Linked DNA regions of Homo sapiens: region 2 is linked to region 1. A link is a loop called in an ENCODE intact Hi-C map of the cell type or tissue named here. Cell type or tissue: mammary epithelial cell. All regions are shown on one strand. Links, peaks and the distances in the headings refer to the core of each region. The heading gives the core; the rest is flanking DNA.

Region 1 (8,118 bases), core at 1,237-6,236:
GCTCTGTCGCCCAGGCTGGAGTGCAGTGGCGGGATCTCGGCTCACTGCAAGCTCCGCCTCCCGGGTTCACGCCATTCTCCTGCCTCAGCCTCCCAAGTAGCTGGGACTACAGGCGCCCGCCACTACGCCCGGCTAATTTTTTGTATTTTTAGTAGAGACGGGGTTTCACCGTTTTTAGCCGGGATGGTCTCGATCTCCTGACCTCGTGATCCGCCCGCCTCAGCCTCCCAAAGTGCTGGGATTACAGGCGTGTGCCACCGCGCCCGGCCTATTGAGCTCATCTTATGTGCCAGCCTCTGTGCTGAATACTTTGACACCTTTTGTTCATTTAATAATCACAATTTTAAAAGACAATTTATTATTCTGATTTTCAGAAAGATAAAATAAATTGCTCAGCGGGTAAATAAATGAAGGATCTAGCAGTCAGTTCGACTCCGAAATCCTGTTCTTTCTACTGTAGTACATTGAAATGGGGATCAGGGGAGACATGCAAAGATGCTGATGGAGAAAAGCGGTTGATGGGATCACTTGAGGTCAGGAGTTTGAGACCAGCATGGTCAACACGGTGAAACTCTGTGTCTACTAAAAATAGAAAAATTAGCCAGGCGTGGTGGCAGGCCCCTGTAATGCCAGCTACTCAGGAGGCTGAGGCAGGAGAATTGTTTGTATCCGGGAGGCGGAGTTTGCAGTGAGCCGAGATCGTGCCACTGCACTCCAGCCTAGGCAACAAACCAAGACTCCATCTCAAAAAATAAAAATAAAAAAAGCAGGTGATGGGATGACATGGAGTTTTTGTTTTGCTTTGTTTTGTTTTGTTTTGTTTTTTGCTGCTTCCCTGATAGGCTATATACTGCTCCCTTCAGCCTCTCCCCCAAACCACAGGCGCCCAAACAATGAGGCCAGGGTTGGAACCCCTGGCCAGCTAGATGATGAGCTGAAGGGGAGGCAACCTTTAGCCAGCAGACTTGAGACATCTCAGTGTACTCAGGGTCTGCTGGCTAGCAGGCCCAGTGGGGTCTCCAAAGCCCTTCTGTATCCTTAATGGTCCTTAAACCCTGGTTGAAGATCCCCCCAGTTGTGTTTACTTAAGCCAGAAGGCTGGGCAATCTCTATATCCTTTCTCCATCGATCATCCTATGATTGTTTTGTTAGAGAATTATTATTGTTCAGGGTACCAGATCTTAGTTTCATTCCACAGATAATAAGTTCGGCTCCAGGCTGGGCATGGTGGCTCACACCTGTAATCCCTGCACTTTGAGAGGCCAAGGTGAGTGGATCACTTGAGGCCAGGAGCTTGAGACCAGCCTGGCCAACATGGTGAAAACCCATCTCTACTAAAAATACAAAACTTTGCAGGGTGTGGTGTTGCGGGAAGTCAGGGACCCCAAACGGAGGGACCGGCTGAAGCCATGGCAGAACGTGGATTGTGAAGACTTCATGGACATTTATTAGTTCCCCAAATTAATACTTTTATAATTTCCTATACCTGTCTTTACTGCAATCTTGGAACATAAAATTGTGAAGATTTCATGGACACTTACCACTTCCCCAATCAATACCCTTGTGATTTCCTATGCCTGTCTTTACTTTACTTTCTTAATCCTGTCAGCTGAGGAGGATGTATGTCGCCTCAGGACTCTGTGATAATTGCGTTAACTGCACAAATTGTACAGCATGTGTGTTTGAACAATATGAAATGTGGGCACCTTGAAAAAAGAACAGGATAACAGCAATTGTTCAGGGAATAAGAGAGATAACCTTAAACTCTGACCACCGGTGAGCCGGGTGGAACAGAGCCATATTTCTCTTCTTTCAAAAGCAAATGGGAGAAATATCGCTGAATTCTTTTTCTCAGCAAGGAACATCCCTGAGAAAGAGAATGCACCCCTGAGGGTGGGTCTATAAATGGCCCCCTTGGGTGTGGCCGTCTTCTATGGTCCAGACTGTAGGGATGAAATAAACCCTAGTCTCCCATAGTGCTCCCAGGCTTATTAGGAAGAGAAAATTCCCGCCTAATAAATTTTGGTCAGACCGGTTGCTCTCAAAACCCTGTCTCCTGATAAGATGTTACCAATAACAATGGTGCCCGAAACTTCATTAGCAATTTTAATTTCGCCCTGGTCCTCTGGTCCTGTGATCTCGCCCTGCCTCCATTTGCCTTGTGATATTCTATTACCTTGTGAAGTACGTGATCTTTGTGACCCACACCCTATTCGTACACTCCGTCCCCTTTTGAAAGTCCCTAATAAAACCTTACCGGTTTTGCGGCTTGTGGGGCATCACGGAACCTACCGACATGTGATGTCTCCCCCGGATGCCCAGCTTTAAAATTTCTCTCTTTTGTACTCTGTCCCTTTATTTATCAAACTGGCCAACGCTTAGGGAAAATAGAAAAGAACCCACATGACTATCGGGGCAGGTTCCCCAATAGTGTGGTGGCAGGCGCCTGTAATCCAAGCTGCTTGGGAGGCTGAGGCAGGAAAATAACTTGATCCCAGGAGGCAGAGGTTGCAGTGAGCCAAGATCGCGCCACTGCACTCCAGCCTGGGCAACAGAGGGAGACCCTGTCTCAAAATACATAAGTAAATAAATAAATAAATAAGTTCAGCTCCAAATTGGGGAAATGTGGGGTCCACAGAAAGAAGTGGTTATAATTACTAGGGGAACAGGGCCCTTTTACTGAGAGAGGAACACATACACCCTCATCAACACAGAGGCACCGACACAGAAAGGAAGAAACAGAGTCTTGGAGAAAGAGACAGAGGCAGGGTACCCGGAGTCAGGGACAGAGCACACAGACCCAGGGGAGCAGACAGAGGTGCATAGACGATAGATTCCCATTCGCTCAGATGGAGCCAGAGCAATGCCCGGGCACAGAGAGACCCAGCAGCTGGCAGAACAGAGGAGACGTAGGATAGAATGGTGGCTAGACAGGCGAGGGGCAGGAGAGGAGGAGCAAGGCAGGGGCCTTCATGGGGATCTGTCTGTCCGTACCAGCCGGGAGGCGTAGCCACCCTGGTGCTGCAGTCCCAGAAAGGTGTCCAGTCCTTCTCGGATCTGCAGGAAGAGGGCCTCCTTGGGGCCTGGGCATCCCGATGCTTGCAGTCTCCTCCTGAAACACACATCGCCACCACTACCGTCTGTATCCAGTGGCCAGTGACGGGCACCAGGGAGGAACACTGCCTCGCCTCAGCCCAGCCCTGTTGCTTGCCCCCAGCCCAGCCCTTCCTGTTGGCATAAGCACAGCCCAGACCCAAACTGGTCCTACTTTGGGGCTCTGCTTTGCCAGGGCTGCAGAGTTGGCTGTGGGCAAGAGTGGCCCCTGCTGGTCAAAGGGCAGTACTGCCTCCAGAAGAAAGCCAGGGTTCAGGGGAAGGCGAACAGCAAGAGCAAGCTGAATTCTCCCTCCTTGCCTGGTTGCTGATGCCAACCTTTGCCCCTGCTCAGCCAAATAGTGCACTCAGGACTCCCTTCCCTCTCTAACCAAGGGGCAGAATTAATGCCTGACTGTGAAAGGTGGGTGACACTTGAAAGACCCTGAGATACAGTTGGTGCCACATAAGGGGGGCCCAGGCATTTGGGCATCTCTGCTTTCAGCCAGCTACCCTTAGGAAGGTGCCATGAGCCCTGCAGGCATTGCTTCTCATCTGAGTTCCCACCCAAGCCAGTTCAGGGACAAGGCCCAGGGTCCTCTCCCCTCACTGAAACCAGCCAGCCCTGCCCGGGAGCTAGGGAAGGTTGGTTCACTCACCAGAGCTAAAGGAACTTGTTCAAGGGGACCATTGTCAAAGCAGAGAGACAGTGCCCTTCCATGGCCAGCAGCCCCTACAATGTTCACTCACACTGAACTCTTCATGCTGACCCCCGGACCTTCTCTTTCTGACTTCCTCTGACTTTGGGGAAGTGGTCAGGGGTTTTCCAAGGGAGGGGGAAGAGATGATCTCTCTGCTCCAGTCCACCAAGCCTATGCAGAAGTCTGAGCAAGAACAACTGATCTCATGTGGCAATGCGGGACCATGAGTTAATCCAAGACATCCTGGGTTGTCCTCAGCCTGCAACCAAAAGCCCGGCAAAGGCCTGGCAATGGGGCAGGCCAAATGTCCCAACCGTGAGACCACCTCTCTCAAGAAATCTCTGAAAGTTCTTTGGGCCTCAGTTTCCTTATCTGTAAAATGAGGAGATTGTGCCATATGCTCTCTGAGTTCCTTTGTGGTTCTATTACACCATTATGTGGTTCTATGAAACCCACCGTGGGAGGCAGAAGCAAGAAGATCCAGTGTCCTGATACTCCCCCTGACTCCACACCTCCCTCCCACTCCCACCCTCAGTCTTCCCTGAGAGAAGGAGGTAAGAGCCACTGTGGAGAGGCATATTTTGGAAGGCAGCATCCATCCTCCCCCAAAGGCCCACAAATGGGATTGAGCTCTGGTTCTCCAGGGAAAGGACTGAGGGCCCAGGTCTCCTTGATTCTTGTTGTTCTTCGGATGGTTGTCTCTTGAGGGAGATGACTAGAGAGTTATCTAGTTCCTTCCCACTTTCCCATTTTCTCCAAGGTCTAGGCCTGGAAGGAAGGAGGTACAGGAGGTCCCCTGGGGGCTTACGTATTCAGTGGGCCCTCGAGCTCCCTGCCAGGCCCCCAACTATGTCTTCTGAAGACGTCTTTGTTTTCGGCCGTGGGCCCGGAAAGCCCCTGACCTTTGGAGGGGTACAGCATGCGAGCCATTCCCCTCCTTTATTTCCCCATCTCTTCTTCCTCCAGTTGTTCTCTGGATTCAACTGCAGAAAGGCAGAGGCCAGTGTGGCCTCACGGGCACCTTGTCTCCACCTGCTCAGAACACGTCTGGGACGGCTCTGTTCGTGGGAGACACACACAGACCAGTCTGCGTCAGCAGGAAATAAGAGTGAGCAGGGTTCTAGAACTCTGAAACCTTGGGACTAGAAGTGTGTCACAGTCAGCTGGACTTAGGAGTGCCTAGCCACCACTCACTTTACTGAGACACATAACTGGATAATGTGTCACATTGTGACACATTGTGACCTCAGGGTCACATTGTGACACATTGTGACCTCAGGGTCACATTGTGAATTAGCTGCAGACTCAAGGCTAGAACTTAGGTTTTCTGGATCCCAGTTCAGTGTCCTTTCTAGTACATAAAGAGATCCTCATTGTCTCCTTCTTATTCCATTTACTGAGGACTTATATAGCAGAAAGCCAAGCAAAGAGAAATAGATATTGTTCCTATCCTCAAGGAATCAGAGTCTAGTGAGTGGGTGAGTGTGTGTGTGTGTGTGTGAACAAGCAAAAGAACAAATCACAGATGACTCCATAACTGGCTCACATATGCCAAATGCCACAAGAGAAGTTTCAACAAAAGGCTTTAGGCTGTTAAAGGAGTGAGGGCACGTGACCAGTTGGGAGACTCAAAAAAGGCCAGGTGCGGTGGCTCAGCCAGCACTTTGGGAGGCTGAGGTGGGTGGATTGCTTGAGCCCAGCTGTTCTAGACCAGCCCGGGCAACATAGCGAGACACTGTCTCCACAAAAAAACAAAATGTTAGCCGGGTGTGGTGGCACGTGCTTATAGTCCCAGCTACTTGGGAGGCTGAGGTGGGAGGATCACTTGAGCCCAGGAGTTCAAGGCTGCAGTGAGCTATGATCATGCCACTGCACTCCAGCCTGGGTGACAGAGTAAGACACTGTTTGCTTTTGTTTTGTTTTGTTTTGTTTTTTGAGACAGAGTTTCGCTCCTGTTGCCCAAGCTGGAGTGCAATGGTGCGATCTCAGCTCACTGCAACCTCTGCCTCCTGGGTTCAAGCGATTCTCCTGCCTCAGCCTCCCGAGTAGCTGGGATTACAGGCACACCCCACCATGCCTGGATAATTTGTATTTTTAGAAGAAATGGGGTTTCACCATGTTAGCCAGGCTGGTCTCAAACACCCAACCTCAGGTGATCCGTCCGCCTCAGCCTCCCAAAGTGCTGGGATTACAAGCGTGAGCCACCGTGCTCGGCCTTGTTTTTTTTGTTTCGTTGTTTTTTTGTTTTTTTTTTGAGACAGAGTCTCGCTCTGTCGCCCAGGCCATAGTGCAGTGGCGCAATCTCAGCTCACTGCAAGCTCCACCTCCCGGGTTCATGCCATTCTGCCATTCTCTTGCCTCAGCCTCCCGAGTAGCTAGGCCTACAGGTGCCTGCCACCATGCCCAGCTAATTTTTTGTATTTTTAGTAGAGAGGGGGTTTCACCGTGTTAGCCAGGATGGTCTCGATCTCTTGACCTCATGATCTGCCCGCCTTGGCCTCCCAAAGTGCTGGGATTACAGGCGTGAGCCACTGCGCTGGGCCTGTTTTTGTTTTTAAAGGGGAGGAGGAAACAGAAATAAGCAGATGGCCTTTGAGATGTGCCTGGAAGGGTAAAGTGGTTAGGATTTGGCCAGGGTAGAGGGAGAGGATTTTAGGCAGATAAAGTAGCAGGGGGAGGCCGGGTACGGTGGCTCACTCCTGTAATCCCAACACTTTGGGAGGCTGAGGTGGGCGGATCACGAGGTCAGGCGTTCAAGATCATCCTGGCTAACACGGTGAAACCCCGTCTCTATTAAAAATACAAAAAAATTAGCTGGGTGTGGTGGCGGGTGCCTGTAGTCCCAGCTACTCGGGAGACTGAGGCAGGAGAATGGCATGAACCCAGGAGGCGGAGCTTGCAGTGAGCTGAGGTCGGACTCCAGCCTGGGCGACAGAGCGAGACTTTGTCTCAAAAAAAAAAGAAAAAAAATTAGCCGGGCGTGGTAGCGGGCGCCTATAATCCCAACTACTTGGGAGGCTGAGGCAGGAGAATTACTTGAACCTGGGAGGCGGAGGTCACAGTGAGCCAAGATTGTGCCATTGCACTCCAGCCTGCATGACAACAGCAAGATTCCATCTCAAAAAAAAAAAAAAAAAAAAGGTAGAAAAAAGTAGCAGGGAGAAAAGGTTCATGAGTGATAAAGTGTTGTGATTTCTCTTTCTCCCTCTCCCTCTCCTCCCCCTTCCTCTTCTTCTCCTTCTTCTGATGGAGCTTCACTCTTGTTGCCCAGGCTGGAGTGCTATGGCGTGATCTCACCTCACCGCAATCTCTGCCTCCTGGGTTCAAGTGATTCTCCTGCCTCAGCCTCCTGAGTAGCTGGGATTACAGGCATGCGCCTCCAGGCCCAGCTAATTTTGTATTTTTTTTTAGTAGAGATGGGGTTTCTCCATGTTGATCAGGCTGGTATCAAACTCCTGACCTCAGGTGATCTGCCCACCTCTGCCTCCCAAAGTGCTGGGATTACAGGTGTGAGCCACCATGCCCGGCATGATTTCTTCTTCTAAGAGTCTGGTCATATGCAGAGTGAAAGCCAGTCTGACCTCTCTCCATGGTGCAAAGAGAAGGGCTCCAAGCATCAGCCACAGAGCACACATTTCCTCCACTCTCTCCCAAATGGGCGTTGTTCTCAGTGCCCAACACTCCCGGTTGGCATCATGGCTTGCCTCAGTGTGTCTCAGAATTAAGAACCCTCAGGTGCTCTTAAAGTTGAAAATGATAAGCCCCACTCCAGAAAGAAGTGCCAAGTCCCAGAGTACCAGGGGCAGGAAGGGCAGGAAGGGAAATAGCATTTACTGCATACCTCTGTACACTTCACTCTTAGGCCATGTCTCTCTCGACCTTCTGCTCTAATGAGTCTCCCAGGCTCCCTTTCTCCTGGGACCACTTCTAGCTACTTAGACATCAGGAGTGCCCAGAAGGATCAGGAAGCCGGGACCCAAAACCTTCCCTCTTTCAAGGCTTTCTGTGGGGCTGTCAGACCTTCTCCAGGTTGTCTTAACCACCCCAGGGAAGTCCAGGTTATCAGTTATTGTCCCTTCAATCTACTTTCCTCCGTCACTGCAATCTGTTCACTGCCCTCACCCCACCCAGAGCAGCTGAGAAGAAAGTGCTGCGCCACAGGCTGGGCGCAGTCGCTCACGCCCGTAATCCCAGCACTTTGGGAGGCCAAGGCGGGCAGATCACGAGGTCAGGAGTCCGAGACCAGCCTGGCCAATATGGTGAAACCCTGTCTCTACTAAAAATGCAAAAATTAGCTAGGCATGGTGGCACGTGCCTGTAGTCCC
Region 2 (5,000 bases), core at 1-5,000, 230 kb before region 1:
ATTATCCATCAGAGGCTGTGCCTCCAACAGATCTTAACATCTGACTGTTAATGGAAGACACAGAGCAATAGGCAAGGTAAAGATCTTTTTCTGGGAGTGAGCAAGTGAAAAATCATCTTCCACGTTCCACAGTTCTACCCACAAAACCAAGCAATGCTTTTCTCTAGGTCACAGCCCTAACCTTTCCTTACTGATTACAGCCCCATAATGAAATAGGTAACATGTGTTTGTACATGTATTTCAGCATGGGCGTAATTTGAGAGTAAATAATACATAAGTTAGGAATGTCAGTAAAACATTAGGAGATAAGAAAAAGCTATGACTATCATTGCCAGTATTCTGCTTTCCAGGGGGATAAAGGAATCAGGTGGTTACCAAGAGAAGGACACAGTTCTCCAGGACACTACCAAGAAGTGGTTAGCTTATGTGTGGTTTTTTTTTTTTTTTTTTTTTTTGAGACAGGGTCTCATTCTGTTGCCCAGGATGGAGTGCACTGATGCAATCATGGCTCACTGCAGTCTCAACCACCTGGGCCCAAGTGATCCTCCCACCTCAGACTCCCAAAGTACCTAGGACCACAGGCATGCACCACCATGCTTAGCTCACTATTTTTTTTTTATTTTTGTAGAGATGGAGGTCTCCTGTGTTGCCCAGGCTTGTCTTGTCTTGAACTCCTGGACTCAAGGATCCTCCTACCCCAGCCTCCCAAAGTGCTGGCATTATATGCAAGGGCCACAGCGCCCAGCCTGGTTCATTTTTTTTTTTTTTTTGAGACAGAGTGTCGCCCTGTCACCAAGGCTGGAGTGCAGTGGTGCGATCTCGGCTCACTGCAAACTCCGTCTCCCAGGTTCAAGTGATTCTTGTGCCTCAGCCTCCCCCGTAGCTAGGATTACAGGCGCCCACCACCACACCCGGCTAATTTTTGTATTTTAGTAGAGACAGGGTTTCACCATGTTGGTCAGGCTGGTCTCTAACTCCTGACCTCAGGTGATCCACCCACCTCGGCCTCCCAAAGTGCTGGGATTATAGGTGTCAGCCACCACGCCCAGCTGGTTCATGTCTTAAGAGCAATGTATTTTCCTGAAATCCACTTGCTGGCCAGTGTACCCACTATCTTTCTTCTCAAGCCAAAGGTTCTATAAAGGTCCTTATCAGCGCACCCAGTAAAGTCACAACCTCCCACTGATGATGGTGGTATCATCTTTCTGCCAATCTCTGGTCAACAGAAGGATGATGGCAGGGTACTAACAATAAACATACTTATGATTGAATTCTATGTCTCCTTGTGGTTCTGTCACAGAGATCTTTTGCCAGAAAAGCCAAGATAGAGGAATATGAAGCCTGTTGCATAGCCTGAAAAACAGACTTTATGTTGAAAAACATCTCCCTTGAAGAAGCAGCCACATTCATAGAGACTGGCAATAACAGGAAGCAGCATTTGCCTACCCTGGTCAGATAAGCTTGGGCAAAGGCCAAGTCCTTCTGCTCCCTGAGTGGATCTCGCTCGAGAATGTCCTCATCATACAGCAACAGCAGCTTGGAGGTGTCCTTGCTGGCCCGAGCCCGACTTCCCCGCTTGTTGCGAGCTCGATGATTGTTCCGGCCTTTTCCAGCAGCTTTGATGCTCTCTCCTTGTAGCACACATGAAAAGGATTGTTTCCCTGTCCCTGCAACCTGTGTTCTTCCCATTCCACCACATGCACCACCCCAGCCAAATCCTATTCAATATTATGGAGCAATTCAAGGAAAAGGTTTTTGGGAAAATGGTATGAGAACTAAGTCCGTCAAGTCAGTTCTACGCAGAGTCTGCAGTGTAACTGCCTTAATTGGGATGACAACAAGATAATCAGCTACTTCATATTGAGAAAGGAAGTCTAAAGAGCAAGTGTGGCTTCTGTAGTGCTTTTGAGAGACTATGTCTTGATGAGGAACAAGCAGTGTTTTCTGAAATAAACATGGGTCTTAGCCCCACACATGACAGATAAGGTAACAATCAGTTTAACAAAGTGAACTGCCAGGCACAGTGGCTCACGCCTGTAATCCCAGCACTCTGGGAGGCCGAGGCGGGTGGATCATAAGGTTAGGAGTTCGATACCAGCCTGACCAACATGGTAAAACCCCATCTCTACTAAAAATACAAAAATTAGCTGGGTGTGGGGGCAGATGCCTGTAATCCCAGCTACTCAGGAGGGTGAGGCAGGAGAATCGCTTGAACCTGGGAGGCAGAGGTTGCAGTGAGCCAAGATCGCACCACTGCACTCCAGCCTGGGCGACAGAGCAAGACTCCGTCTCAAAAAAAAAATAAAAAAATAAAAAAAAGAAAGAAAGTGAACGAAGCTAATATAAATCTAGCAACGGATGAGAATTGAATTAAAAATTTCTGAGTATCTGTTCTCCACAAAGATACCACATTAAACATGTTTTGGGGGAGGGGTGTTGCAGAAGAGATCCAGAGGGTTTCCTCTGGAAATCCTCCACCTGGTTTATAAGCTACCCACCCTGCACACTGTCCTCTAGACAATGAGGTTAAGTGAGAATGGTCCTTCAGTATAGGTTTGCCTAGCTCACCTGGTGGAGTTCTGCTGGTCTCCACTTCTGGAGCAGTCTCAGGTGAAGCAAAAGTAGGAGGCTTCTCAGCAGAGTCTCCAACTGCTTCATCCGTCATTTCATCCTCTTTCTGCAGGCTTTCCATTCCTTCTGCTTCTTCTTCCTCCTCTTCTTCTGGCTCAGAGTTCTCCTCCTGAGAATTCTCTTCTTCAGACTCACCCTCCTGACTCATGCGCCTTTCAGATGCCAGCCAAGTCAGTTTCTCCATTGTTTCCTGTAAAACCCTCCAAAGAGTACTTATAATGGCTCTTAGTGGCTCATGAATTGCAAACAACACAAAGCTATATCAGGATAATCTGAAGTTAAACAATGGGGAGCCCACTACAGCTGTCCTGAGGGGAATTCCTTGAGTTATGAAATCCCAGCAATGGGCCAGGTACAGTGGCTCACGCCTGTAATCCTGACACTTTGGGAGGCCGAGGTGGGTGGATCACTTGAGGCCAGGAGTTCAGGACCAGCCTCGCCAACATGATGAAACCACGTCTCTACTAAAAATACAGAAATTAGTCAGGCATGGTGGTACATGCCTGTAATCCCAGCTACTTGGGAGGTTGAGGCATGAGAATTGCTTGAACCCGGGAGGTGGAGGTTGCAGTGAGCTGAAATTATGCCACTGCACTCCAATCCGGGAGACAGAGTAAGACTCCATCTCAAAACAAAAACAAAAACAAACAAAAAAAAAACACAGAAAAAACCACACACAAAACAAGACAAAAAAAAGAAATCCCAGTGATAGCTGACATTCGGCCTGACAGCAGGAGAGGGGAAGAAGTTCCCTTTTACAAACTTCTGTAACCTGAAGATAGTTTTCAGGCTGGAGTGAGATGGTGCAATCGTGGCTCACCGCAACCTCTGCCTCCCCGGTTCAAGCAATTCTCCTGCCTCAACTTCCTGAGTAGCTGGGATTACAGGCATGTGCCACTACGCCCAGCTAATTTTGTATTTTTAGTAGGGATGGAGTTTCTTCATGTTGGTCAGGCTGGTTTTGAACTCCCGACCTCAGGTGATCTGCCCGCCTTGGCCTCCCAAAGTGCTGGGATTTATAGGCGTGAGCCACCGTGCCCAGTTATTTACTATTTTTTTTTTTTTTTTTTTTTTTTTTTTTTTGAGACAGAGCCTTGCTCTGTTGCCCAGGCTGGAGAGCAATGACGTGATCTCGGCTCACTGCAACCTCTGTCTCTCGGGCTCAAGCAATTCTCCTGCCTCTGCCTCCCAAGCAGCAGGGATTACAGGTGTCCGCCACCATGCCTGGCTAATTTTTGTTATTTTTAATATAGATGGGGTTTTACCACGTCGGCCAGGCCAGTCTGAAACTCCTGGCCTTGTGATCCACCCACCTCAGCCTCCCAAAGTGCTGGGACTACAGGAGTGAGCCACCAAGCCCAGCCTATTACTATTTTTTAAGGCATTTAAAGTATGGTCAGGTGATTCAATTTAATGTGTAAACGAGTTTAATATAATAAGTAAAATTTCATCCTTTCCATCTCATTTCACCTCAACTCCACAATCATGTCCCATAATGCATTCACAAATCAAATACAAATGATTTTAGGACTATCCATAGTGCAGCAAGCAAGCAGGTGGCATATCAATAAGTGATACATATTACTGAGTCCACGAAATACTTGAGAATATTCTCCAGCTCTCACCTGGAGTTCTGGGACAGAAAGCACAGATTCCTCAGAAGCTGATGACATTTCATCTTCCTCATCTTGGGTGAGGTCATCAAAGTCCTCTTCTTCCTCTTCTTCTGGCCCATTCTTCTCTCCTCCAGTTTCTGGCCCAACTGGAGTCCCCACTGACTGACCATCAACACTGGATGAATCTTCTGGCTTCCCTGGGGGGCTACTAAGCCTCACTTCAGGATCCATTGAGGACAAAGCATTCTTTGATGATCCTTTGTTCACATCTGTCCCTGAGGTTCCTTCATCAGGGGGCTCTTGAGAAGATGAAGGGGTTTTAGTTGGCTGACTCCTCTCCTCTTCCTTCTGTAAGACTGTCTGTTTCGTTACTTCTCCAGCACTGCTCAACTCCTCGCTTGGGGCACCAGTGTCCAATTCCACAGCATGTTCCACTTTGATGTCATCACAAATATCACGCTCAGGGGATCCACTGATTTCCTCTCTAGCTTCTTCAGGTTCCATCTTGACAATTTCCTCTAAATCCCCAGGGGTAGGGTTGTTTAGAGACTCCTGGATGCCCTGAGGGAGCGGCTCCAGAGCTTGCCTCCCCTCCTCTGTTTTCACAACGGTCCAGCGACAGGCACTATTCTCTGACAATCCTTCTTGGCACTCTGCATCTGCTAGTGGAGGCCCTGGGCTATGTTCCACTTTCGGGAAAACAGTAGCAGAGAGAGGAGATAGTTCCTGGGGCTCTAATTTGGGTTCTAGGCC

Evidence for each region. A loop is a pair of places that touch in the nucleus more often than their neighbours do. Peaks named below come from ENCODE experiments on the same cell type or tissue, not always from the same donor. Only the 100,000 strongest peaks of a DNase experiment are listed, where the experiment ranks them.
Region 2: a loop joins it to region 1, with 6 times the contacts of the local background. A loop is called at or near these places in 1 of 110 quality-filtered maps.

What each region holds. Positions count from the first base shown.
Region 1 is chr1:155,986,240-155,994,357 of GRCh38, forward strand. ARHGEF2-AS1 (ARHGEF2 antisense RNA 1) reads left to right here and starts at 5,135. Exons shown (of 2, transcript XR_001738248.2): 1 at 5,135-5,271. RefSeq lists enhancers at 3,031-3,110, 3,981-4,050. In mammary epithelial cell, for the core only: a CTCF peak has its summit at 3,325 (motif pointing left); DNase peaks (open chromatin) are centred at 3,292 and 5,342.
Region 2 is chr1:155,760,744-155,765,743 of GRCh38, forward strand. GON4L (gon-4 like) reads right to left here. Exons shown (of 32, transcript NM_001282860.2): 21 at 4,257-5,000; 22 at 2,569-2,821; 23 at 1,447-1,631. Among named protein-coding and RNA genes, the nearest start is that of DAP3, 74 kb to the left of the region's middle. In mammary epithelial cell, for the core only: a CTCF peak has its summit at 2,851; a DNase peak (open chromatin) is centred at 2,868; H3K27ac peaks cover 1,713 bases.